Linked DNA regions of Homo sapiens: all the other regions are linked to region 2. The links are chromatin loops, found by intact Hi-C in ENCODE. Cell type or tissue: Calu3. All regions are shown on one strand. Each heading gives the region's core, and the rest is flanking DNA. Links, peaks and the distances in the headings are about the cores only. Region 1 has its middle 6.3 kb from the start of ANXA6. Region 2 overlaps SLC36A3 (solute carrier family 36 member 3). Region 3 overlaps ANXA6 (annexin A6).

Evidence for each region. Peaks named below come from ENCODE experiments on the same cell type or tissue, not always from the same donor. Only the 100,000 strongest peaks of a DNase experiment are listed, where the experiment ranks them.
Region 1: it touches region 2 in a loop (2.1-fold over the local background); 4 of 110 quality-filtered maps call a loop at or near these places.
Region 3: it touches region 2 in a loop (5-fold over the local background); 6 of 110 quality-filtered maps call a loop at or near these places.

The regions. Positions count from the first base shown.
Region 1 is chr5:151,160,093-151,168,144 of GRCh38, forward strand. No RefSeq gene overlaps it. Among named protein-coding and RNA genes, the nearest start is that of ANXA6, 6.3 kb to the left of the region's middle. RefSeq lists an enhancer at 4,578-4,687. In Calu3, for the core only: a CTCF peak has its summit at 4,860 (motif pointing left); a DNase peak (open chromatin) is centred at 4,889.
Region 2 is chr5:151,295,164-151,303,215 of GRCh38, forward strand. SLC36A3 (solute carrier family 36 member 3) reads right to left here. Exons shown (of 10, transcript NM_181774.4): 2 at 3,430-3,520; 3 at 1,017-1,105. Among named protein-coding and RNA genes, the nearest start is that of SLC36A3, 4.6 kb to the right of the region's middle. In Calu3, for the core only: no CTCF peak of the experiment used is centred there; a DNase peak (open chromatin) is centred at 3,068.
Region 3 is chr5:151,121,584-151,129,635 of GRCh38, forward strand. ANXA6 (annexin A6) reads right to left here. Exons shown (of 26, transcript NM_001155.5): 12 at 7,824-7,946; 13 at 6,598-6,656; 14 at 4,819-4,897; 15 at 2,703-2,784; 16 at 1,334-1,428; 17 at 564-677. Among named protein-coding and RNA genes, the nearest start is that of ANXA6, 32 kb to the right of the region's middle. RefSeq lists enhancers at 2,262-2,762, 4,571-4,730. In Calu3, for the core only: a CTCF peak has its summit at 4,728 (motif pointing right); DNase peaks (open chromatin) are centred at 2,408 and 4,728.

The sequences.
Region 1 (8,052 bases), core at 2,029-7,028, 130 kb before region 2:
CCTGGACAACATGACGAAACCGCATCTCTACAAAAAATTAACCAGGGGTAGTGGCACATGCCTGCAATCCCAGCTACTGGAGAGGCTGAGGTGGGATGATCCCTTGAAGCTGGAAGGTAGAGGCTGCAGTGAGCCGTGATTGCACCACTGCACTCCAGCCTGGGCGACAGAGTGAGAACTTGTCTCAAAAAAACAAAAGTACAAAAAACTTGTGCTCTAGTCATTATGAAATGGCATCTATAATTGTGTTTTTGATTTGCATTTCCCTTCTGACTAATGATGTGGAGTATCTTTTTTGTGTGCTCATTGGCCACTATTTGTACATCTTCTTTGGAAAAATATCTAATCATGCTTTTTGCTCATTTTTAAATTGGATTTTTTGTCTTTTTTGTTGTTAAGTTATATGAGTTCTTTTTATATTCTGGATAAGACTTTTGTGTTTGTTTGAGACAGAGGCTCGTTCTGTTGCCCAGGCTGGAGTGCAGTGGTGCCATGTCGGCTCACTGCAACCTTCACCTCGTGGGTTCAAGCAATTCTTTCCGCCTCAGCCTCCCAAATAGCTGGGATTACAGGCACCTGCTACCATGCCCAGTTAATTTTTGTATTTTTTTAGTAGAGACGGGGATTCATCATGTTGGCCAGGTTGGTCTTGAACTCCTGACCTCAGGTGATCCACCTGCCTTGGCCTCCCAAAGTGCTGGGATTACAGGTGTGAGCCACCGCACCTGGCCAAGACATATTTTTTAAAGGGTCACTGAAGTCTCCTGTGTTGGAAATACTGAATACTGTTGGGGGAAGAGTAGAAGAAGGGGATCTGCTAGGAGATTTTGCAGTAATCCAGGCAAGAGACAGGCTGGTATAAATGCAGGTGGGGGAAGTGGTTGGAGATGGGATGTATTTGAAGGTTGAACATGATTTCCGAAGGATCAGGTGGGAGATGAGAAAGAGTCAAGAATGGCTTCAGGGATCCTGGCCTGAGCCACTGGAAGGATGGAGTTACCATCAACTGAAATGAGCAAGACTGCAGGGAAAGCAATTTTGGGAATTAGAAGTGGGGAAAAGATCAGGAGTTCAGTTTTTGACCAGTTTGTTGAACATTTCTATTAGACACCCAACAGGAGATGTCAAGTACGCAGTTGGCTAGTCAAGTCTGGAGTTCAAGAGATGAGATCCTTAAGGGAGAAGAGAACTAAATATGGAGTCCTAGTTCGGCAAAAGGAGTCAGGCTGGCAGGACCAAGGGAAAGCAAAAAGAGAAAGCAGATAAGCTATAAGTCTGCCTTTCTTCATGGCCCAGGATGCATAGCCCTCCTGTGCGAATAACTCACAATCTTATCTGCGCCCAGCTATTGCCAGACCCTCACCTGATAGAAAAATGCACGCAAGCTCCCTGCACCCTTGATGTTATCAGTACTGCACAAAGCCCTCTTCAGCACACAGCACAAGCACCATCCTATAAAATCCTTAGCCAGATTTTGTTTTCTTGCAGTTAGCTTCTGTTTTGCTAACTTGCCCGTTGCACCCTTGCAACGTATTTTCTTTTCTTTTCTGTTTTTCTTTTGAGATGAAGTCTCACTCTGTCGCCCAGACTGTAGTGCAGTGGCACTATCTCGACTCACCACAACCTCCGCCTCCCGGGTTCAAGCGATTCTTCTGCCTTAGGCTCCTGAGTAGCTGGGATTACAGGTGCGTGCCACCACACCTGGCTAATATTTGTATTTTTAGTAGAGATGGGTTTTCACCATGTTGATCAGGCTGGTCTCAAACTCCTGACCTCGTGATCCACCTCGGCTTCCCAAAGTGCTGGGATTATAGGCATGAGCCACCACGTCTGGCAGCAATGTATTTTCATACTTTCTCTAATAAATCTGCCTTTCTTTACCTACAACTGCCTTGGTAAATTCTTCTTACTGCCTGTACCGCCAGCCCCAAATAGTTGCTGATCACCCACGATGCTAAGGACCGAGTCTGAGACACTCTTATGTTACCATTTGGGGAGAGGCCGGACCCGGTGGCTCATGCCTGTAATTCCAGCACTTTGGGAGGCTGAGGTGGGTGGATCACTTGAGGCCAGGAGTTCAAGACCAGCCTGACCAACATAGTTAAACCCCATCTCTACTAAAAATACAAAAAGTTAGCTGGACGTGGTGGTGCATGCTGTAATCCCAGCTACTTGGGAGGCTGAGGCAGGAGAATCACTCCCAGGAGGTGGAGATTGCAGTGAGATGGCACCATTGCACTCCAGCCTGAGAGACAGAGTGAGACTCTCAAAAAATAAAATAAAAGAGTTGGGGAGAAGAAAAGAATTCAGCAAAGGTGACTGGGAAGGAGATTGTAGTAAGATGGGAGGAAACTACCCCAGGAGAATGTGGCAGCAAAGTGAAAAATAAGGGAGTGATCAGGTGTGTCAAATGCTGCTTTTAGGTAAAGTAGGACAAGGTCTACAAATCTATCATTGGGTTTAGCAATGTGAAAGCCAACTTATCTCTTGCTGTGAATTGCAGAATGTTGGGGGTAAAGGCCTGATGGGAACGGTGTAAGATAAAAAGCCTAAACTACTTATTCTGGGAGTTTTGCTGCGAAGGCCAGCAAGGGAATGAGGCAGTGTCTGGCAAGGGAATTGGTGTCAAGAGAAGGGCTTTTGTTTGATTTTTTTAAAGATTGAAGACATAACAGCATATTTGTATGCTGGTGGGAGTTATCATATAGAAGGTAAAAAAATTGATGGAGGAGAGAGAAGGGAGAATTCCTGCAGCAATGTTTGGAGACAGAATGGGCTGTAGTGTACAAATGTCAGGGCTATTTGTATTCTTAATTTGCAATAAAAGTAACTGAAATTTTTGATCTTTGCCCAAATTCAGCCCACGTGACTGAGGCAGGATTGAAAGCCAGATTCCCTTGACTGCAGAGCCCAGGGCCTTAATTCCTGAGCTACAGCAGCAAGTAGGAGTAAACACTAATATACTGCTCATTCTCTTTGAGCTAATCATCACTTACAGGAATCAATCCTAAGAAAATAATCTAAAATACAGAGGAAGCTGTAGGCCCAACACTGTTTTATTGTTGTTGTTGGAGACAGGGTCTCACTCTGTCACTCAGGCTGGACTGCAGTGGTGTGATCATGGCTCAACTGCAGCCTTGACCTCCCCAGGATCAGGTGATCCCCTCACCTCAGCCTCCCAAGTAGCTGAGACTACAGGTGTATGCCACCTGCCCAGCTAATTTTTGTATTTTTTGTAGAGATGGCGTGTCACCATCTTGCCTAGGCTGGTCTCCTATGCTCAAGCCATCCTCCTGCCTCAGCCTCCCAAAATGCTGGGATTACACCAGCATTGGTATAATGTGAGCCACCATGCCCAACTTTTTTTTTTTCATTCTTTTTTTTTTTTTGAGACAGGGTCTCATTCTGTCCCCCAGGCTGGAGCAGTAGCACAATCTCAGCTCACTTCGGCCTCAACCTCCTGGGCTCAAGCTATCCTGATGCTTCAGCCTACGGAGTAGCTGGGACTACAGGTGTGCACCACCACGTCCAGCTAATTTTTTTCATTTTTTGGTAGAGACGAGGTTTCACTGTCCAACACTGTATTTTTAAAATTGTTTTTTATTTCAATGGTTTTTGGGGAATAAGTAGTTTTTCATTACATGGATAAGTTCTTTAGTGGTAATTTCTGAGATTTTAGTGCACCTGTCACCCAAGCAGTGTACACTGTACCTAATGTGTAGTCTTTTATCTCTCCCCACTCACCCCAGAGTCCCCAAAGTCCATTACATATCATTATTATGTATTCATGTCCTCATAGCTTAGCTCCCACTTGTAAGTGAGAACATATGATATTTGGTTTTCCATTCCTGAGTTGCTTCACTTAGAATAATGGTCTCCAACTCCAATGCAGGTTGTTGTGAATGCCATTATTTCATTCCTTTTTATGGCTGAGTAGTATTCCACGGTGTATATATACCACATTTTCTTTTTTTTTTCTTTGAGATGGAGTCTTGCTGTGTTGCCCAGGCTGGAGTGCGGTGGCACAATCTTGGCTCACTGCAACCTCCGCCTCCCGGGTTCAAGTGATTCTCTTGCCTCAGCCTCTGAGTAGCTGGGAACAGGCACCTGCCACCACTCCCAGCTAATTTTTGTATTTTTTAATTAGAGGCAGGGTTTCACCTGTTGGCCAGGCTGGTCTCGAACTCCTGACCTCAGGTGATCCGCCTGCCTTGGCCTCCCAAAGTGCTGGGATTACAGGCGTGAGCCACCATTCCTGGCCCACATTTTCTTTATTTACTCGTTGATCGATGGACATTTAGACTGGTTCCATATTTTTGCAATTGCGAATTGTGCTGCTAGAAACGTGTGTGCAAGTGTCTTTTACATATAATGACTTGTTTTCCTCTAAGTAGATACCCATAGTGGGATTGCTGGATCAAGTGGTAGTTCTATTTTTAGTTCTTTAAGGAATCTCCATACTGTTTTCCATAGTGGTTGTACTAGTTTACCTTCCCCCACCAGCAGCAACACTGTATTTTTCAAGTGCAAAAGGGAAACAACCTACACATCCAGGAGCTGTGGAATTGCAAGCAAGCCGGGGTCACGCAGCCTTGCTTCCAGGTGGAAACAAACCCTGGAAGGAAGCATACATGGGTTGGAAACACGTGAAGATGACATCATCTTTTTGGCACTTCCCAGGCCCCTTCCTCTGTGGAGTGGCCTGTCTACAGGTGTCTGTAAAAGAGACGGCATGATGCTGTGATATGGGCTGGAACAATGGACTGAGATTCCAGATTTTCTCATGTCCCTTGTCAGGGCTGTAGTTTCTCTGATTATAGGAGAAGAAAGTTCAAGATCTCCCAGTTGCCCTCTGAGGAAGCTGGAAATGGTCAAATATTGCCACCTGCTGGCAAGTTCCAGCTCTGCCTGGCTTCCATCAGAAGAGGGTGTATGTTCCCAGAGACAGGTCTTACTTCAAGCTCACTAGAGGAAGGGGCCCCAAGGGATACTGTTCAAATGACTACCTGGAACACCCCCTTCCTCCACAAAAAGTCCCCTTAAGACCTCTCTCAGTGTCTGGAATTCCTCTATAACGGTTGAGGATTGTTTGTTTTTATACGAGAGAAAATAAGGAGATTCTAACGACTTGGCATGAAACAGATTATTTTCTACTATGAGGTCTCAGCAATGGGAGGCCGAGTTGTAGGATGGCAGGGGCCCCTGTGAGAAGCATAGGCCCGAAAACAGCTGAATTAGAAAAAGCAGGGTAGTACAGTGCTTTCCAGTACAGCCTTTACATTTAAAAGAAAATGAACGAAAAAGTCCCTGGGCTTCTGGGGTCCACCGTATTCTAGCTCAGTGACTGTGAACCATTTATTTATTTTTTTGTCTGAGTTTCTGTTAGCTTAGTTATAATAATGAGTATTATAAAAGTATCCACCTTGCAAGATTGTTATGGAATGCACTGATATGACAACAGATCATTTAGTAGCAACTAGCACATAATAATGAGAATAAATATAAGCATTACTACTACTATTAATTTAATGGATGAAGTCCTGGCCTGTTCATCATAAGAGGTGAGAGCTAGTTCTAGCTGGGTTCTATTACCTTGCTCTTGAGTTTTGTTTGTTTCTATATGTACAGAGAGGGGAATGAGAATGAATTATGTCTTAAGATTCTTTTTGTGTTCATACATGATGATTCTGAGTCTCTAACCATCTAAGAGTCCATTTCCCGGTTGAAGGGTCTGTTTCAAGATTCTATGACTCTGAGACCCTCTTTCTGGAATTCCAGAATTCTATAACTCACTCAGAATTCTACCGAAAGCTTCCATTTGCACAAGTTATTCCCTCTGCCTGGAATGAAAGTTCTTCCAAGCCTGGAAGAGGTTGCCTCACTAGCTCTTACTGCATATTTCGCCTTAAACAGCACTTCTCAAAAATTCCTTTTTAATTCATCCTCCAATGTTTTTTATTTTTATTTTATTCTGTTTCATTTTTTGTGAGACAGAGTCTCATTCTGTTGCCCAGTCTGGAGAGCAGTGGCATGATCAACCTCCATCTCCTGGGCTCAAACCATCCTCCTACCTCAGCCTCCTGAGGAGCTGGGACTATAGGCATATGCCACCACACCCAACTAATTTTTGTATTTTTTGTAGAGATGAGGTTTTGCCATGTTGCCCAGGATGGTCTTGACCTCAGGGGCTCAAATAATCTGCTTGCCTCACAAAGTGCTGGGATTATAGGTGTGAGTCACTGTGCCCAGCCCTCCACTGTCCTTTTTATTTATTTATTTAATTTTTGTTTCTTTATTTATTGGTAGAGATGGGGTTTTGCCATGTTGCCCAGGCTGGTCTTGAACTCCTGAGCTCAAGCTACCTGCCCGCCTCGTCCTCCCAAAGTGTTAGGATTACAGGCATGAGCCACCGCGCTCGGCATCTCGATGTTCCTTTACGCATCCCTTCCCATCGTCTGTCCTAAAATTCTGTTTTTTTCCATGATCATACAGATCTTAATTGGTAATTATATTTTTATTTATATGATTTTGGTTAATGCTTGTCTTCTTTACGTTCCCATTGCTTGGTAAAGTAGATAATAACTATTAGATGAATGAAAATTAAATGAATGAATGAATTCTACAATTCAAAGTTTCCATGAGTGTTTATTCCCAAGGTCTTCTATTTCAAACACTCCATACCACCTGCCCCACCTCAAGGTTGACACCTGAGAAGGGAGTGACCTTTCCAATTTCATAATGTTGCCTGGACCGTGTGTGCCCTGCCCGCTTGGTTTCCTACCCCTCCGTTATTGGCCTCTTTGGGATGCCTTGGATTAGAAGAGAAGGCTGAGCCATGTCTCTGCTATTGAAACCAGCCTGTATCAGCTATTCATTCACAGCATGTATTTGTCTAGTGCCCACAAAGTGCCAGGTGCTGTGCTAAGGTACTGGGGACAAAGCATGAGCAAAGCAGACCTGGTCCCAGCTTTTGGAGAGCTCAGAGCCTACGAGCCCAGAGACAGACATTCACGACTCAATTACACAAATTCCATAAAATTACAAACCATGATAAGTGCTGGGGGACGGAGAGGAACAGGGCGCTCTGAGAGCGTACAACAGTTCACAGTCTAGACCCAGGACCTTGGGCTCAAGGGCACAACGGGGCCTTGGGCGGGTCCTGCATGAGCGTTATCTGGGACACGTGGATACTCTTTTTGTGGAATCTCTGCCCTGGGAAACCATCAGCTAGAACTTGGGTTCAAGGTGGTGGCCTGCCAAGCTCCCAGCACTTTCCTTGAGATTCATAAGCCTGTGAGGCTGGAAGCTAAGCAATCACCTCTCAAAGCCCTTCCCCTCCTTTTCAGTGGACTTGGTCACTGAAAAGAGAATGGTAAAGCCCTGGAAGGCCAGAACTCTAGGCGCCCGACACCCTCCTTGAACAGGCCGGGAAACTGGGGCCTAATGAGAAGAGGCTGTGCAAGGTCACACAGCAAGGAGCAAAGCGATAACGAGAACCCAAGCTCCCCAGCGTCCCATTCTCTGCTGCTTTCTACCCTACCTCCCTAGTTCCAAGAATGGTCATTGATTTTATAGAGGGAATACTGTTTCAACCAGAACCTGGGAGGGTTTCCACTGGCTACAAGCAATAGTTAGGACATAGACAAAATTCTGCAGGAGAGCAAGAATCTTACAGCTACATTTGGAGAGGTTTGCCCTGTGGTGGTTACTTAGGACACAAACACACATGAGGGAAAATACATCAGGTGACATGTTTGGATTGAATAGCATTCTTTCATTTTCTTGAAGGAAAATGTAGCTATTTGAGCCTTGAAATGCTAGTTCTTGCATTTTGCAGTGTTGTTTCCAGTAGCAAAAAACTGAAACAATCTAAATTTCCTTTGGCAAAGGAATGGATAAACTGTGGTAAAGCTCAACCTTAGAGTACAATGCAGCATTTAAAAAATAATGAAGGTTGAGACCAGGAGCTTGAGACCAGCATGGGCAACAGCCTGGGCAACATAGTGAGACTCAGTTGCTCCAAAAAAAAAAAAAAAAAAAAAAAATCCAGGT
Region 2 (8,052 bases), core at 938-5,937:
TTTGCAAAATGGTTAACAGTGGAGTCACAGTAGGTCTTTGAATACTGGCTCTGCCACTTCCCAGCTATATGACCCTGGGCAAGGCATTTAAACCTCAGTTTACTCATCTGTAAAATGGGAATAAAAATAGTGCCTATCATAGACTTACTGTGAGGAGTAAACAAGGCTTGCAAGGCTCTTGGCACGATAACCGCAGTGTAATTGCACAATACATTTAACTACGGAATGAGTAAATGCTCTTAAAAGCGTTTTGTGAGCAGGAAAGTGCTCTGAGAGTTAGGTGTGACTGATATGTACTCCAGGTACACCTATTTGGGTTATGATAATTAGGCTTTATGGAGAGTTTTGTTTACCGTCCCTACTTTGACTTTTGAGACCTTTCTTCACATTTACGAGGACCTATTTGGTTTTGCATGCCTTGGGAGTAGCTGAGCGCTGTGGATCTCTGCATTCTTTGTTTTTACTGCATTTGTCTTTTCTTTCTGAAATTGTTTTTGCATTAAAGTTTCAAATACATAAACATTGATTATTATAAGTATGCTTTGATAATGACTGAAATCATTGTGAAGACTTCTTTTCAGTAAGTATGCTTTTTACTTTTACTAACATTGCATGGACCAAATTACCCTGACAAGGTGTGGGTATTGGAGTGGGAGAAGGTTGGGGATGGAGAGGCTAAAAGGAAGAGAAGAAAGTCTCTGTCTCAAATAAATAGAGTAATTTATATAGTGCTTTTGCATCTTTTATCACTTTCGATGCTTTCAGTTAAGGAGATCTGGGCTCAGGGGGATGCAGGAATTTGACAGTCATCCAGCTTGTTAGCAGCAGCGTTGGATCTGTGCCTAGAGTCTCTAACTGGGACTCTCTGTCATGCTCTCCTTGCCTTCATAGAATCCAGATTGGTAGGAAGGTGGCCTGGAGCAGTGGCCGAATTAATTGGGTCAGTGGTCAAAAGAAGAGCAACACACCCTCAGAGGGGCCCCAGTGCTGGAATGAGAGAGAAGCAGGCCTCTGACCTCTGGCTGAGGTGTTGAGCACAGTTCAACAGGATGACCATGCAGTGCACGGTGAGGACCCCGATGGCCAGAAGGCTGACAGGACCGACCTGGAGGGGAGAGGAGAAAGGGGGAAGTGAGCCAGAAATGATCACTCCCATTCCCTGGCCCTCTCACAGTCTGCGTGCTGGGGCCTGTTGCATAATAAAACTGTCTTTGGGGTGACAGACCCAGCCTGAATGTCCTCATGCTCCCAGATGCTAGAATTTGAATGCTCTTCTTAGCATCCCTGTAGAGTGGCTGCCCAACTTCTGCTAGGATACTTCCAGTGACAGAGAGCTCATTACCTTCCCACATAGCCCATGCATTTTCTCATTTTCCTTGAGTTCTACCAGTTTAGAGTCCCTTGTGGTAAATTTATTTTGTCTGACACACCCTGGCCCTCACTTCCTCCAAGATGATTGAGGGCCAAGGTGTTCTTATGACTCAGTTCTCTTCCTCTAGTACAGAGTTTATCAACAGGTGCCCTATTGACATTTTGGGGCAGATAATTATTTGTTATCAGGAGCTGTCTTTTGCATTATAGGATGTTTAGCAGCTTTCCCGAGCCTCTACCCACTAGGTGTCAGAGACTCTTCCCCCAGATTGTGGCAACCAAAAATGTCTGTAGAGATTGTAAAGGTCTTTGGCTAGGGTAGCAGGAGCTGGTGCAAAATGATCCCAAGTTGGGGATCACTACTGTAGTGTGTCTAATTTGTCAAATTCCTTTTAAAAAGTGGGGCTGATTACTAATTATATCTTCCAGAGGTGATCAGAAGGGTATAAACGGGGACCCTCTCACATCCTTTGTTCTGAACACTTGTGTCTTTATAGATGTGACCTATCACAAAGACATAAATGAGGGATCAAGAGCACCACTAGACTCCACTGGAATGCAGGCTTCATGCAGCAGAGACTCTCGTGTCTTGTTTGCTTCTATATTCCCAGGGGCTACAAATGCACAGGGTAGATAGGTGCTCAATAAATATTTCTCAAATGAATCATGGCCAGAGGTTCTGGTGGGAGATGAAAGGTAAAGAAATCATCTAATGACTCTGAGGAAGCAAATATCAAAGAATAAAAGCATTGTCTTAAAAACAAATACCACCCTGGCAAAGATAGTTTGGCTGAAGACCATGTTTTTTTGTAGAAGCTCTAGAACCCAGAGGATTCCAAAGGGGAGAGTCCAGTCTCTGGGTTGGAACCACTGAAGATCAGAAGTCATGACAGAGGCAGCAAGGGTCTCGCCTTCTTTAGACATAGAAGCCACTTACCAGGCCTGGAGATAAGAAAAGATTCACTCCAAGGAAATGGAATTATATATTTGGTATCTATTCCATTCAGTAGATGTTAATGGAAACTTGCTGTGTGCCAGTCCCTACAGAGGCTACCGTGGGGACGTGCAAAGGGAAATCAGACAGTTCTTGCCCACAGAGCTTTCAATTAAATGAGGAAGGTGGGTCTGTTAGAAAATAAATATGTCGACCGGACGAGGTGGCTCACACCTGTCATCCCAGCACCTTGCGAGGCCGAGATGGGCCAGTCACCTGAGGTCAGGAGTTTGAGACCTGCCTGGCCAACATGATGAAAACCTCTCTACAAAGAATACAAAAATTAGCTGGGCGTGGTGGCTCACACCTGTAATCCCAGCAACTCGGGAGGCTGAGGCAGGAGAATCGCTTGAACCCGGGAGGCGGAGGTTGCAGTGAGCCAAGATTGTGCCACTGCACTCCAGCCTGGGCGACAGAGCGAGACTCTGTCTCAATAAATAATAATAAATAAATAAATATCTTATCTTCGTAAGTGCTTTAAGAATCCCAGGTAAGGTAGATATAAATGGTAGAAAAATACAAAGTGAGGATGGCATTAGTGATCATAAGAAAGTGTAAAGTTTTAGAGAGGAGGCACTTTAAAAAGACAGAAATGAGGGGGCAGGAACAGCACAGGAAAAGAGAAAGAGGTAGGCTGGTGTGGGGAGAGTGGATTGGTGGGATTGATGGAGGCGTCTATCTTCATGTCCAAGACACTTTCTCATGCGCCCTCAAGTGGTTTGGAACAGGAGTCACACACTCAAATGCCTGCAGGGATTGGGCTGTTAATGCAAATGACGAAATGAGCTGCATGTGATCCTAGGAGTGGGGAGGACTGCGGGGAGAATTGTGGCAAAGTAGAGTCAGATGAGCATGGTGAGTCTTTAAGAGTAATGGTGTGCCCCCTTCAGGGATGCTCAGGTTGGACCCAGGTTGACTCCAGGGGATTGATGCCAACAGGCACATTTTCAATTGCAGAGGGTACCCCCAAATTGCCCATTGATAACAGTGTGAAGGCCTTCAGGACCTATCACCCCCTTCTGCAAATGAGCAAACCTAGTTCCCATCCCACAGATGCCTCTTACCAACAAGCCGGCATTCTTTATGGCCAGGGGAAGCCCCAGGAGCCCTGTGCCAATGTTGCATTTCAACAAGTGGATCAAAGTTTGCATCATCCTGTGGTGGGGAGAGTAGGGAGACAGAGGGTACTGTTAGTGGAAGGGAAGCATGGCCAGAAACTCAGCCTCCTTCTGGCATCTCCAGAGCGCCTGATAGGAAGAGGGGCAAAACCTGATGAGGTGGACTTGGAGACAACTCTCAGTTCTAGGGGTCTGTCCTGGAACATCTGATCTGGGGATGGTGCTAGTTCAAGTGACTCAACAAATCTTTAATACACACTAGGCTCTAAAGGAAATAAAAATTGCTACCATTCTGGATAACACTCTAGTACTGGTTGGTTCATTAATTCATCCAGTGATTTCTTTCATGAGTTATTCTCTCAAATAACATTTATTGTGACCTAATACATGTCTATCAGTTAGATAGACAATGGAAAAATTAGTAATAGTTGCCTCAGTCTACAGTGAGACATCAGGTTATTTATTAACTCACTCACTAGAAACAAAAATCTACCATATATGGGATATTTACTGGTTTTAGTTTACTCCTTCATCCATTTGTTCAACCAATATTCATTGTGAATATGAATTGCTTGTGCGCTCTCTCTCTCTCTCTCTCTCTCTCTCTCTCTCTCTCTCTATATATATATATATATATATATATATGAAATGAGCTGCATGTGATGCTAGGGAGTGGGGAGGACTGTGGGGAGAATTGTGGCAAAGTAGAGTCAGATGAGCATGGTGATATATATATATATATATATATTATATATATATGAATTGCTATATATCGACATTATGCACTGGGTAAAATTTAATAATTTAATAGCAATTGTTACTGTGCATATAGAGTACTTATGATGGTCCCAGCAGGGTGCTAGGGCCTAGGGTTCTAAATATTCTTCACACCTGTGCTGGCAGCTCCTGCCCAGGCAGCTCCAATCCTGATGTGGATTGGGTGGGAAAGGTGGGAACAGGATCATGAGAACAGAATCAAAAAGGAACTTAAATAAAAAGTACATGCGTAAGCATTGAACCCAGAGATGGGAGCACTTAATTCTGAGTTCCAGCTCTGCCGCTAACCTACTGTGTTTGGTTACTACTTTGGGAAGCCATTAGCTGCTTTGATCCTGTTTCACTGCCAAAAAAGGGAGAAAATTCTAGTTTTGCCTATGTCCCAGGGAAGCTGTAAGACTCAAAAGAGGTAACAACATGATGAATCATGGAATCATGAAGTGCTTCACAGATGTGAGCATCATCATCGTCATATCATTGTCTCATCATCATCATCATCCTCACTGCCACCTTTGGTTTGGCCTTCATGGTGCTCATTTGTTAGAAAGCGCATCCTTCAAGAGGAAGAAGAATTGGGATGATAGGAAAAAGGCAAGCATGGGCTGGTTTAAGCAAGTAGAAGTGCCCCCTCCACCCAAGAACAAAAGGGTACCTTGAAGATGCCATTGGGAGATACAGACGAAGTCTCAGGCTAAGACAGAGAATGCCCTCTTGCCACACTTAAATTGTCTGCAGGTGGCCAGGAGAGCCAAAACCAACTGCCCAAGTGAGTCCAGCAGAGACAGTGCTCACATCTCTTTGTCTTATCCATTAGAGAGTCATGGCAAGGGGCTAGGAAGAAGCTGTAACCAACCAGGTCTTTGCATTTCAATGCTGACCTGAGAGAGGGTTGGGTTGAGAGAACAGATGAACTGTTGGGGACTTCTGTGACTTCAGTCTATTGAGTGAAGTCTATTGACCTAACTTCTGTTAGGGCAGTCTATTCACCTAAGGATGGGGGGGTGGGCACCCATTGTCCCTTTACTTCCAAGAGATAACCTTTATTTCTTGATAACTGTAATTTGTCAATTCTTAAGTAGTAATTTCTCCAAAAGATGTGGTCCCATTTCCCACCCTCTGCTCTTTTTTCCTTTGTCTCTCACTTCTTTCCCATGACAGCATCGATGTCTTGCCCCTATTTGAATCAGATATTGTGGGAAAGGTGAGACAAGTTTTCGGAGGAACCACTGTGCCTTAGCTGACAGCATTTACCCATCTGGACCTTGAAGCATAAATAGATGTTGCAAGCTCCCCTGAGATTTAAAAAATTGGGTTTATATTTTTTCTCGAAAACTATACAATTGCTATTATAAAAGGAAATTCCAAAATCCCACCAATGGAAAATAACCACACATTATAATTAGCCCTCCTCTGGGCATCTTTATTTGCTCTAAATGCACCGAATTTTACATAAAGAGAACCGCTATGCATGCTGGATCCTCAACTAATTTTCTGTATGAATAAATGTGCTACACACTTTCCATGTCCATACATTTCCTCCATCACTTGTAATGACTGTATCATATTCTACTGTATGTTTGTTTCATGTGTTAACCTTTCTCTTAATGTTTCCAAGTTTTCAATATTATTGAAACTGCCTTTGCAAAATTATAACTGAGGAAATTAAGACAGCGAAAGAAATCAGACCTAACCAACTCCATCTTGCTTCTAACCTTTAAGATGTCCTTGTTTATTCCTGGACATAGGCTGAGCTAACTTTGGGAAGGAATTCATTTCATGGTTTGACTATTGGTATCACCCCTTTCCCAAAAAGACCCCCTTTTTGCCTGGGGACCATTCTGCCTTTGCAGGACTAACAAATTAGCTATAAGATTGGAAATTACAGTTTAGGGGTCATGCAGCCTCTGGCTCCAGGAGTCTAAACCTCCCCACATTGTTCCTGGGGATAACATCACATTGTAAAACCTAAGATCAGTGCTTGAGTTATTTTGCAGACCCTGCACTCTGATGGACCATCTGAAACCACCCAGACCGGTCATCTGGCTCAACCAGTTCTGCCATCCCTCCCAAGAACAGAAAACAGCAAGAAAAACTCACTTCGAGCCCCTGTGATTCCATCTCCAACCTGATCAATCAGCACTCCCCACTTCCCAAGCTCCTACCCACCAAATTATCTTTAAAAACTCTAATTCCCGAATGCTCAGGGAGACCGATTTGAGTGATAATAAAACTCCGGTCTCGAGCTTGCAGTGAGCTGAGATCGCGCCACTGCACTCCAGCCTGGGCGATAGAGCAAGACTCCGTCTAAAAAAAAAAAAAAAAAACCTCCAGTCTCTTGCACAGCAGATTCTGCATGAATTACTCTTTCTCCATTGCAATTCCCCTGTCTTGATAAATCGTCTCTGTCTAGGCAGTGGGCAAGGTGAACCCATTGAGTGGTTACATTATAACAAGTGCTTTGATAAAAATTATGCACTCTTGTGCTATTATTTCATCAGAAAAAATTCCTAGAGGGGTATTATTAATCAAAGGGTATATTTATTTATATTTCATTATACTTTAAAGAACTAGATTGTAATACTTACAGTACAAAATTCAAAAGATAAAACGCAATAATCCAAATCCTTATGAAACAAATATAAATCTCTTTTCTCTCAGCCTCCAAATTCTCTTCCCCAGAGGCAACCACTGCTGTCAGTTTTGTGTGTGTGCACGAGTTGTATACTTTCAGACAGCATTTGCCAAATAAATATTTGTATGTTTTATACAAATGACATTTTACGATTTGACCTGTAACATTGCCATCTAGAAAGATACCAATTTAATTCTTCCCAAAAGATGAGAGAGGGCATTTCCTGATATCCTTATCAACACTGGGGATTGTCATCGATAATCTCTTTGTGCCCACAGTTGTTACCGATCTGATGATTACCAGATAGCAGTGTGATTGACAGTAAGTCCTAGAAGAAGAGTTCTGTTGAAATCATGTCCTTTGCAGGGACATGGATGGAGCCGGAAGCCAGTATACTCCGCAAACTAACAAAGGAACAGAAAACCAAACACTGCATGTTCTCACTTGTAAGTGGGAGCTGAACAATGAGAACACATGGACACAGGGAGGAGAACAAGACAAACACTGGGGCTGGTTGGGGGTGGGGGGCAGGGGATGGGAGAGCATCAGGATAAATAGCTAAGGTATATGGGGCTTAATACCTAGGTGATGGGTTGATAGGTACAGCAAAACCACTATGACACACGTTTACCTATGTAACAAACCCGCATGTCCTGTACATGTATCCTGGAACTTAAAATTAAATTAAATTTAATTTAATTAAAAAAAAAGAGAGAAGAGTTCCATGTGTCTGAGTTTGGGGCAGTAAAGGTGGAGACATGGGGTTAGCACCTTTTGTTTTCTGGATGGATGGCATGGGGGGTTGGGGAGAAGAGGCAGAGAGAATAATGGCAGATGTGTGAGGAGAAGAAGGCAGCCAGAGACTGTGGAAGAAAGAAAGGGAGGAAGGAAAGGGCAGACAGCCTGAGATAGGAAACTGTTCCTGGAGACAAGCTGCTCATGTTGAGGGTGGCTGCTCTAGCTGGGTTCTTCGTAAAAACTGGGAAACAGGGCTAGTAGCCAGAGCCACAGGGATTGACCTCCTTAGATTCTGAAGGTTTCATCTTTTATCCACGCATATCGTGTTAATGGAATAAGCGTGTTAAGGAGATAGATGAAGGAAGACATAGTCCAGAGTTGCAAAAACAGCAGTGCTTGACCTCAGGCCTGGAAGGGCGGTG
Region 3 (8,052 bases), core at 1,798-6,797, 170 kb before region 2:
ATGAAGGCACAGAGGATTGGGAAGTGTAAGGAATGGCCCAGTCACACTGTGAGTGAGTGGCAGGTCTAGGCTGGAGTACAGACTCCAACTGCTGGTGCTTTCGTTCGAGACCCACCCCACTTCCTCCAGCGGCTCCATGAGACCCTTCTGACACCAGTGGGCATGTGACTTAAGCTGAATCAACTTGGAGTAAATGCCAAGCCTGTTGTTGGAGCTCCTAGGAAGAAGGAACTCTTTCTGCTGGAGCCGCTAGCTGGCGGGATGGACATATGCCACCATGAGGAGAAAGGCTGCCTGAGAGTGAAGCCAGAAGGGAGGACAGCAGAGCCAAGACAGGGGTGAGCCAAGGGTCCACAGAACATCATTTGAGTCTCTGGACTCAGAGCTAGTCCTGTAGTTTTCAGTTATAGGAGCCAACATCTCCTTTTGTGTTTATGCCAGTTTGAACTGAGTATGGGAGGAGTTCTACCAAGAAGTTACAGCTAATCCACCTGGGCTTATGAGGATCACCTGTATCCCTATTGGCACCCGCAGACACTAGACCCCCTGGTGCCACACTGTACCTCCATGGCCTTCTTCAACTGCTTGGCATCGTAATGGGCCGGTGGCATCATGAGCCCCAGAATCAGCCTTGCCAGGTCTCCAGAGATCTCAGACTTCAGGTCAGTCATTAAGTCCTGCAAAGGGCAGAGCCACAGTCATGCCAACATCAGCACTTGCCCACACATGACTCAGGATGGGAGAGATGGAAAGAGAAAACAGGGGTTCCACATGAGGGATCATGGAAGCTTGTGTCTGTCTTTGCTGATGTTGTACTTATTATTTAGATGAAGCCAAAGAGGGTAGGGAAAAAACAACCAGGAGGAAGACCCACTCTCCTTGACACAGGAGACAGGAACGGGAAGGCAGCAGAGCTGAAGGACACTGTTTCCACTCAGGGGGAAATGCATCAACCTAAGCCAGATGCCACCAATGTGCAATAATCCCTGACACTCAGTTGGGGCCTTGAAGCCAGCTCTGTCTGTGCAGAGGAATTGCAAGATGCCCAAAGCACACTGAAAACAACTCATAGCCCTGATCTTGGCCCCATGCTGTGCCTCTGAGTCCACTGAGCAACTCACACAAGTGTTGCCCATCACAAGGAACTGGGGGCATGGAAAGATATGTCTGCCCAAACCCAGTGCTGGAGACACTCTGAGATCATATGACCACACAGGGTCCCTCTGCCATGAAGACCCTGGTGCCCAACTGTGCAGAACCGATGGGGACAGGCTGAGCTCAATCAGGCAAGGTGCATGCATGTTGCACAGAGAGCCCAGGAGGAGGTCCTTACCCGGCCAAAGTGAGACTTGAAGGTCTGCCGGATCTGCTGCCGCTGGACATTGCTGCGGTGCGTGATGATATCGATGATTGTGTCTTCGTCAGTCCCTGAGTCACCAAAGCCACATGCCTCAGAAGAAGGCCTGTGGCTCTCGGCTTTCCCCATGCACCGCCCACTGATGGCCCCTCATCGATCTTTGTCAGGGTAGAAGCCTGGCTAAGCGGCCATGTGCTCCTGAGTCCCTGCAGTCCGCTTGCCTATGGCTCAGGCCACTGATTTCTGCTGGACTCCTCCCTCCCTTTCCTTTTGACACGCTGAGGAAAAAGGACAGCTGGGAGGTAGAGAGCACTGGGTTGGGAGTCAGTGCCTCTGAGTTCTAGTTCTGGCTCTGGCAATGGCTGCCCACCCTGGGCAAGTCCCCTTCCCTTGATGGGACTTGGTTTCCACATCTGTAACATGAAGAGGCTGGAGTAGTCACCAAGGGATCCTTCCAACCCTGACAGTCCAAGTCCTGTTAGCAACTCTATGTCCTTTCTCTTCAGCTCTCTGGAAGCTGGACCCTGAGTCCCTCTAACCACAGCAGGTTGACTCTGGAAGGCATTAGAATATCACTTCCTGCTTCTCAGATTAATGCCATCAACCACAGACCCAGCACAGGGGTCTTTCATGGCATTTTTACCTCTAGCATCCTACAGTCCCAGGCGAGCTTGGCAGGTATCATCATTCCCATGAGACACATGGAAAGGAGGCTCAGGAGGGTGATGGACTTAACCTAAAGCCTCCTGGGAGTTGCTGTCAGACAGATGGGGCAGAAAGGCAAAGAAAGCCAAACCCTAGATGGCCTGTCCCAGGCTGGACTTTCTGAGCACAGGCCCAGCTGATCTGAACCTGTGGGTGCAGTACTCTTCCCACTGGTGCCAAATATAGGTCTGAAAGACCTGCCCAGCAGGGCACACTCCCACCACAGAATGAGGGAGGGCTCTTGGGTTCCAGGGTCCACAGCCCTGATTTTACACATAGGGAAATTCAGACCCAGAGTGGCGGAGAGGCTCACCCAGAGTCACACGGTGAGTCAGCAGCAGAGCCAGGGCACCATGCCAATTTTGTGACCTGGTACTTTCTTCAGTGCCAGGATACTGCTTCCAGGAGGCTGGGGGACACCTTGGTCCCTGGAAAGGGCTTCTGCCAAGTTCCTTATGAACCCTCTCCTGCCCCTCCTCTCTATACTCTGGGAGCTAGGAGGGTGGAAACTTGAGATCAAGCCTTCCTCATCCTGCAGACTCTAATTTGAAACCTCACTCCATCCCCTGCCAGCCCACGGCCAAACCCACCACACCTGCTGCCCTGGAGACCAACCCTGCTCCCTTCCCATCCCCCATACCGAGTCCCTTCATGGCTTTCCGCAGCGCTTTGGCATCTGCGTCAGGGTTGAAGTCATTGGCTGGGCGCACAGTTCCCTTCAGCTGTGAGAAGCAGAAAGAGACTCAGCAGGTGTCTGAAGGCCCCCCTGGGGACCAGGCTGAAAGACAGCATGCGAGGGTGGGAAGCTCACCCCATGAGCCCAAACCAAGCGGCGTGGGTGGGGAAAGAGGCAGAGGTGAAGCCACAGCAGACAGACCCTGCACGAGAGCTGAGAGAGAGAGAGAGAGAGAGAGAGAAAGAGACAGAAAGATATAGAGAGAGGGAGAGAGGGACTCAGGGCTGGGAGCAGGGCAAGTCCTGATCAAGAGAAATTGGCTAGGCTCCCGCCTGCCACGGGATCTGCCTCGGTTCTAGTGCCCCTTGGCTGCTTATTCCACCGGGGCATCCCCAATTCTTCTGAATCCTACCCTGCCCCCGAGGCCCCCTCTGCCTCTTAAAGAGTCATTCCCCCTGAAAAGGCAGCAGAAAAGTTCTGAAATACCAGAACAGAGTTTCCCAAATTTCAGTCACTCCTAAAGGACTTTCACTATTCCAAATTAGCACACACACTATGCCATCTCTTAATGGTTTTATGTAATTCAACTTCTTTTCTGTCTACTTAAATGCATCAATTTTTGAAGTGCATTTAAAATTACTCCCAAAAGGCAAGGAATTGTATCCGTTTTATCCTGTTACATATCCCAGGTGCCTACAACAGTGTCTGACATAATAGGCACACTCAAAAAATAATTGTTAAGTGGATTAATGAGGCTTGGCACAATGGCTCATGCCTGTAATCTCAGCACTTTGGGAGGCCAAGGCAGGAGGATCGCTTGAGCCCATTGGTTCAAGATGAGCCCAGGCAACATGGTGAAACCCTGTCTCTACACAAATTAGCCAGGTGTGGTGGTGTCCACCTGAGGTCCCAGCTACTTGGGAAGCTAAGTGGAAGGATCACCTGAGCCTGGGGAGGTGGCAGTGAGCCATGATCATGCCACTGTACTCCAGCCTGGATAACAGAGTGAGACCCTGTCTCAAAAAAAAAAAAAAAAAAAGGAATGGATGAAATTAATTTTATATAACTACCATGAATTAGGAAGTTGATACCATGTATCATAAACTGACAATTTACCACAAAAATCAACATAATAAAAACAAAAGAGGTGATATACCATGAAATTTAACATGATGCCTCTACTTGCCAGAAGCTCTGAAACTTAAAGCGAGCTCTCTCAGCTTTCTCTTTGTGAAAAAGGAAAATCAGCAAGTGTTGCAGAGACGGCGGCACCAAACCAAGACTTCCTCTTTGACGTAATCAGAAACGCTGATGAAATTGGAAAGGAGTGCCTTTCTCATTCACTCTGTGGAGTTCAGCGTTATTCAACCCTGCCAAACTAAATTCACTTCTCACATCACCTACAATCATCTGCAAAGATCTCTTGCCTTATCATTTGGGGAACACTGTCCTAGAACATCAGAGCTCAAGAGCCCTAAGAGATCACCGAGATTGCCATGTTAACCCCTCACTTTAAAGATGGAGACATAGAGGCCCAGAGGGAGGGGGCACCTTCCAAAGGTTACATAGCGAATAAGTAACAGAGAGCTCCAAGGTCCCATGCTTTTTTGTGTGGACCAAGTGTTGCAGTCTCTGGAATGGTTTGCCTAAAGTACTTTAGTGAAACCTTTCATTCCTGTCCTTTGTGGACCCCCAGTCTGAGGATGCTCAGGAGGACAACCTGAAATCCTCCAGTGCACCCAGGGATGCCCATCTGTTCTCAGCTTTCATGTCTCTGAGGCCAACTGTTTCGACTCCAGACGGGACAGGCCCCTCCATGGAACCAGCCAGGTCTCCATTTCAGCAAGCCCTGTTAGTAAGTGGGCCAGAACCCTTTCCAGCGTGTCAGAAGCTAATGCAGAAACCAGGTGCGCCCCTCCACCAGTTCACCACTCCAAGGGAGAAAAGGAAGCTTCAGATGTGAGAATCAACGTGTCGGGTTGGCCGCCAGGGGGCAGCTGGGTGCCAACCAGAGCAGCAGGAAGGTGCAAGCAGAGAAGCTGTGGTCAAGAGGTCAAGCAGGAGGAGGGGAAGGTCTGACCTCTACTCGGGCCACTGCACTAAGTTCCCACATCTGATAGGCCACCTGCGCTGCCTCCGGGAAGAACTGGCCAGCAGCACTGGAATGGAGGGGTTTAGGGAGAGGACAGGAAGGAATGTCATCATGGGCAACACTCACACCAACACACACACACACACACACACACACACCCCAACACATACACACACGTGCACACACCACACACACATTAAGCTTTCTTTCTCTCCAGCCTATGCCTCCTCCATTCGCCAGAGTCCTCCCTCCATTTCTGAGAACCTTCCATCTCTTGAGACCCCCTGCAATGCTGCCTTTTTTATTTTTTATTTTTATTTGAGACGGAGTTTTGCTCTTGTCACCCAGGCTGGGGTGCAGTGGCTCGATCTCAGCTCACTGCAACCTCTGCCTCCCAGGTTCAAGCGATTCTCCTGCCTCAGTCTCCCAAGTAGCTAGGATTACAGGCACCCGCCATCACGCCTGGCTAATTCTTGTATTTTTAGTAGAGATGGGGTTTCGCCATGTTGGCCAGGCTGGTCTTGAACTCCTGACCTCAGGTGATCCGCCCGCCTCAGCCTCCCAAAGTGCTGGGATTACAGGCGCTGAGCCACTGTGTCCGGCCAATGCTGGCTTTTAAGGGCAGCCTTCCTGGCTGCAGAGTCCAAGCAGGATAGGATTTTTCCAATCCTTCAGCCTCCCCTTTCTTCCTTAGAATTTGAATGGCTTCTATCCAACTCTCCCCTCTCAAAGAGGCCATTGAGCAAGCTATGGCCATGCCAGCCCTGCATCTCCTCCTGCAAAGTGCCTGGATGCATCAGGAGCTCAGTAATATCTGCTGAACTGCATCAACCCCTATGGTCCTTACCAAAGGTTCACAGGAAATTCTTGCATCCCTTCTGTAATTGGATCTTTATAAGATCCAGAGAAAGGAAATCAGAGCGCAGCCTGTTCCCTTTCTCAAACACAAATCTGGTCAAGTAATGTCCCAATTTAACATTCTGGGAAGAGGCCCCCAGGCCCTCCCACTTCTCTGCCTTATTTCTCTCTCTAGTACTCCATAAATGCATGACTTCGGACATATGAATGAATCAGGCCACTCCTTCTCACTCCTCGGCTTTTCTATAGGTGATTTCCTCCACCCAAACACTGTCCCCAGACCCTCTTCACCTGGCTCTTCCCCTTCCTCCTTGGGTCTCACCGTGTATCTCCAAAGAGTCTCCCCTTGGTCTGGGCTAGGGCATCTCTGTGTGCTTTTATATATGCTTTCTATGTGGCACAGCCAGTTCTCCCCAGCACAGGACTGCTCCCTTCTGGAAACTGGTCTATACCCTTCTGCGCTGTGGCCTTCATCAGGGGCTTCCTCACAGGGTCTGCACCCAGAAGGCACTTAACACAAATATGCTGCATAAATGAGTAGGCAGAGCAGGAATGTGTCCTTTTCCCATTTAACAGGTGATGAAACCGAGAAATGGCTATGAAATAGCAGGGATTGGATGCTCATATTCTGGTTCCTAGTCCACAACCCCAGACTGACTTTCCAAGTTCACAAGAGCAGACATCTCCATATACAGGAGACCACGCTCACGTTCAGACCCCCACACTCTCAGACACACAGACCCACAAGCACAGCAGCTACCAGCAAAAGCCGCCTTTCACTTGTGCGACGCTCCTGGCTCAGGGGAATCCCCAGCTCATCCAATCCACCCATCAGGATGCGAGCCAGGAGAGTCCCCGCCTGGCACCCCAAGGCCATGCCCTCCAGCCAGGGGCCAAGAAGCCACTTACTCATCATCTCCCCCAGACAGCTTCAGCAGAGTCTTCTTGTACTCGCCAGAGGTGTCATTCTGAAGAGAAAGAAAGAAAGGTTACCTCTCACCCAGCCCTGGGCTCCTCTCAGACAAGGAGGTGAAGGTTCTGCACAGCCTGAAAGAGGGGAAGGCTGAATGAACACTTATTCATAGCAGCCCTGGCCCTCCTGTGCTGGTTAATATTGAATAACTGGTTCTCAGCGGGCAGGTTGGAGGAAGCCCTAATTTATAGCATTTGCCTATTTCTGTGGTGTAAATACTTCTAGCAATGGACAATTTCAAGTTACCAATATGACTTTGCTACCAATATGCGGAGTTGAGAAGAGATGCTCGCTGCCCTTTCAAGCCAGTGCCCCAGCACAGCACTGCCACCAGACAGTCCCCAGCCCAGTCCTTCCACATGAAATATGCATGGAAATGGGGTTCCATGAGCAAAAATATTGGGAAATGCAAAAAAATCAAACAAATATATATTACACAGATGCACATATCCGTATAGATGCATATTCCATATCCCTCTTGGGGCTTCATAATGGACTTCAAAATGTGAAAGGCTGTGAGAAGTTCTGAGGTAAAGAAACTGGCTTATTTATCTTTGCTTATTGTGGTTTGTTACAAACTTATTTTCCCATAGAACATTTTGCACATAACACCTAAAAAAATTACCCTTTGGAAACATACTTTGGAGAATACAACTTGGATCTCTTTCTCTGTCACCCCATAAAGTTTTATTTCAGTCATCCAAAAAAAAAAAAAAAAAGGGAAAACCCCTAGCTTTACATATGTCTCCTGATAAAGCCTCAGGGGCCGGATGTCCCAGAGTCATCACCAATCACCCGGCCCAGGCCAAAGGTTCCCCTTTAACCCTCATTTGTGTTCTTCAGTGTTTCCCAGCCTTCTTCCAGGAGACTGAACTATCACTGCCCTTGGGGCAGAGTCCTCGCACTTAATTCAGCTTGCGTGTCCTTCATGACCCAGCCCCTGCCTCCTTCTGTAGCCTTACCACTCACAAACACCCCTAACACTTGCTTTTCTGTTGAATATCCTTAAATTCCTTGAATGAGCCACAAGGCAGGAGCTCCTGGAATGTCCAAGAGACTCCCACTTCCTAGGACATTTCCTTTTCCTGGGAATAGTCCCCAAGCCCTCTGTCTTGGCAAAAAGCTCTTTGCTCCCTTCTCTGCCCCCATGAGCTCTGCTGACCTTGATCATGCTGTAGAGGGACTTCTCATACTTGGTCCGGAAGATCTCCCGAATGTCGAGCATGTCCAACTCACTACGGGAGACCATGATGCGGATCAGGGTGTTGTCCCGAGTCCCCAGGCCCTGCAAGACAAGTGGGTTTGGGGAACATGGACTTGAGAGGAGGCTAGAGTGCTGATAGCTCCCAGCTTAGTTGAAAATCCTATTTTCATAATAAAAAGTTAAAATT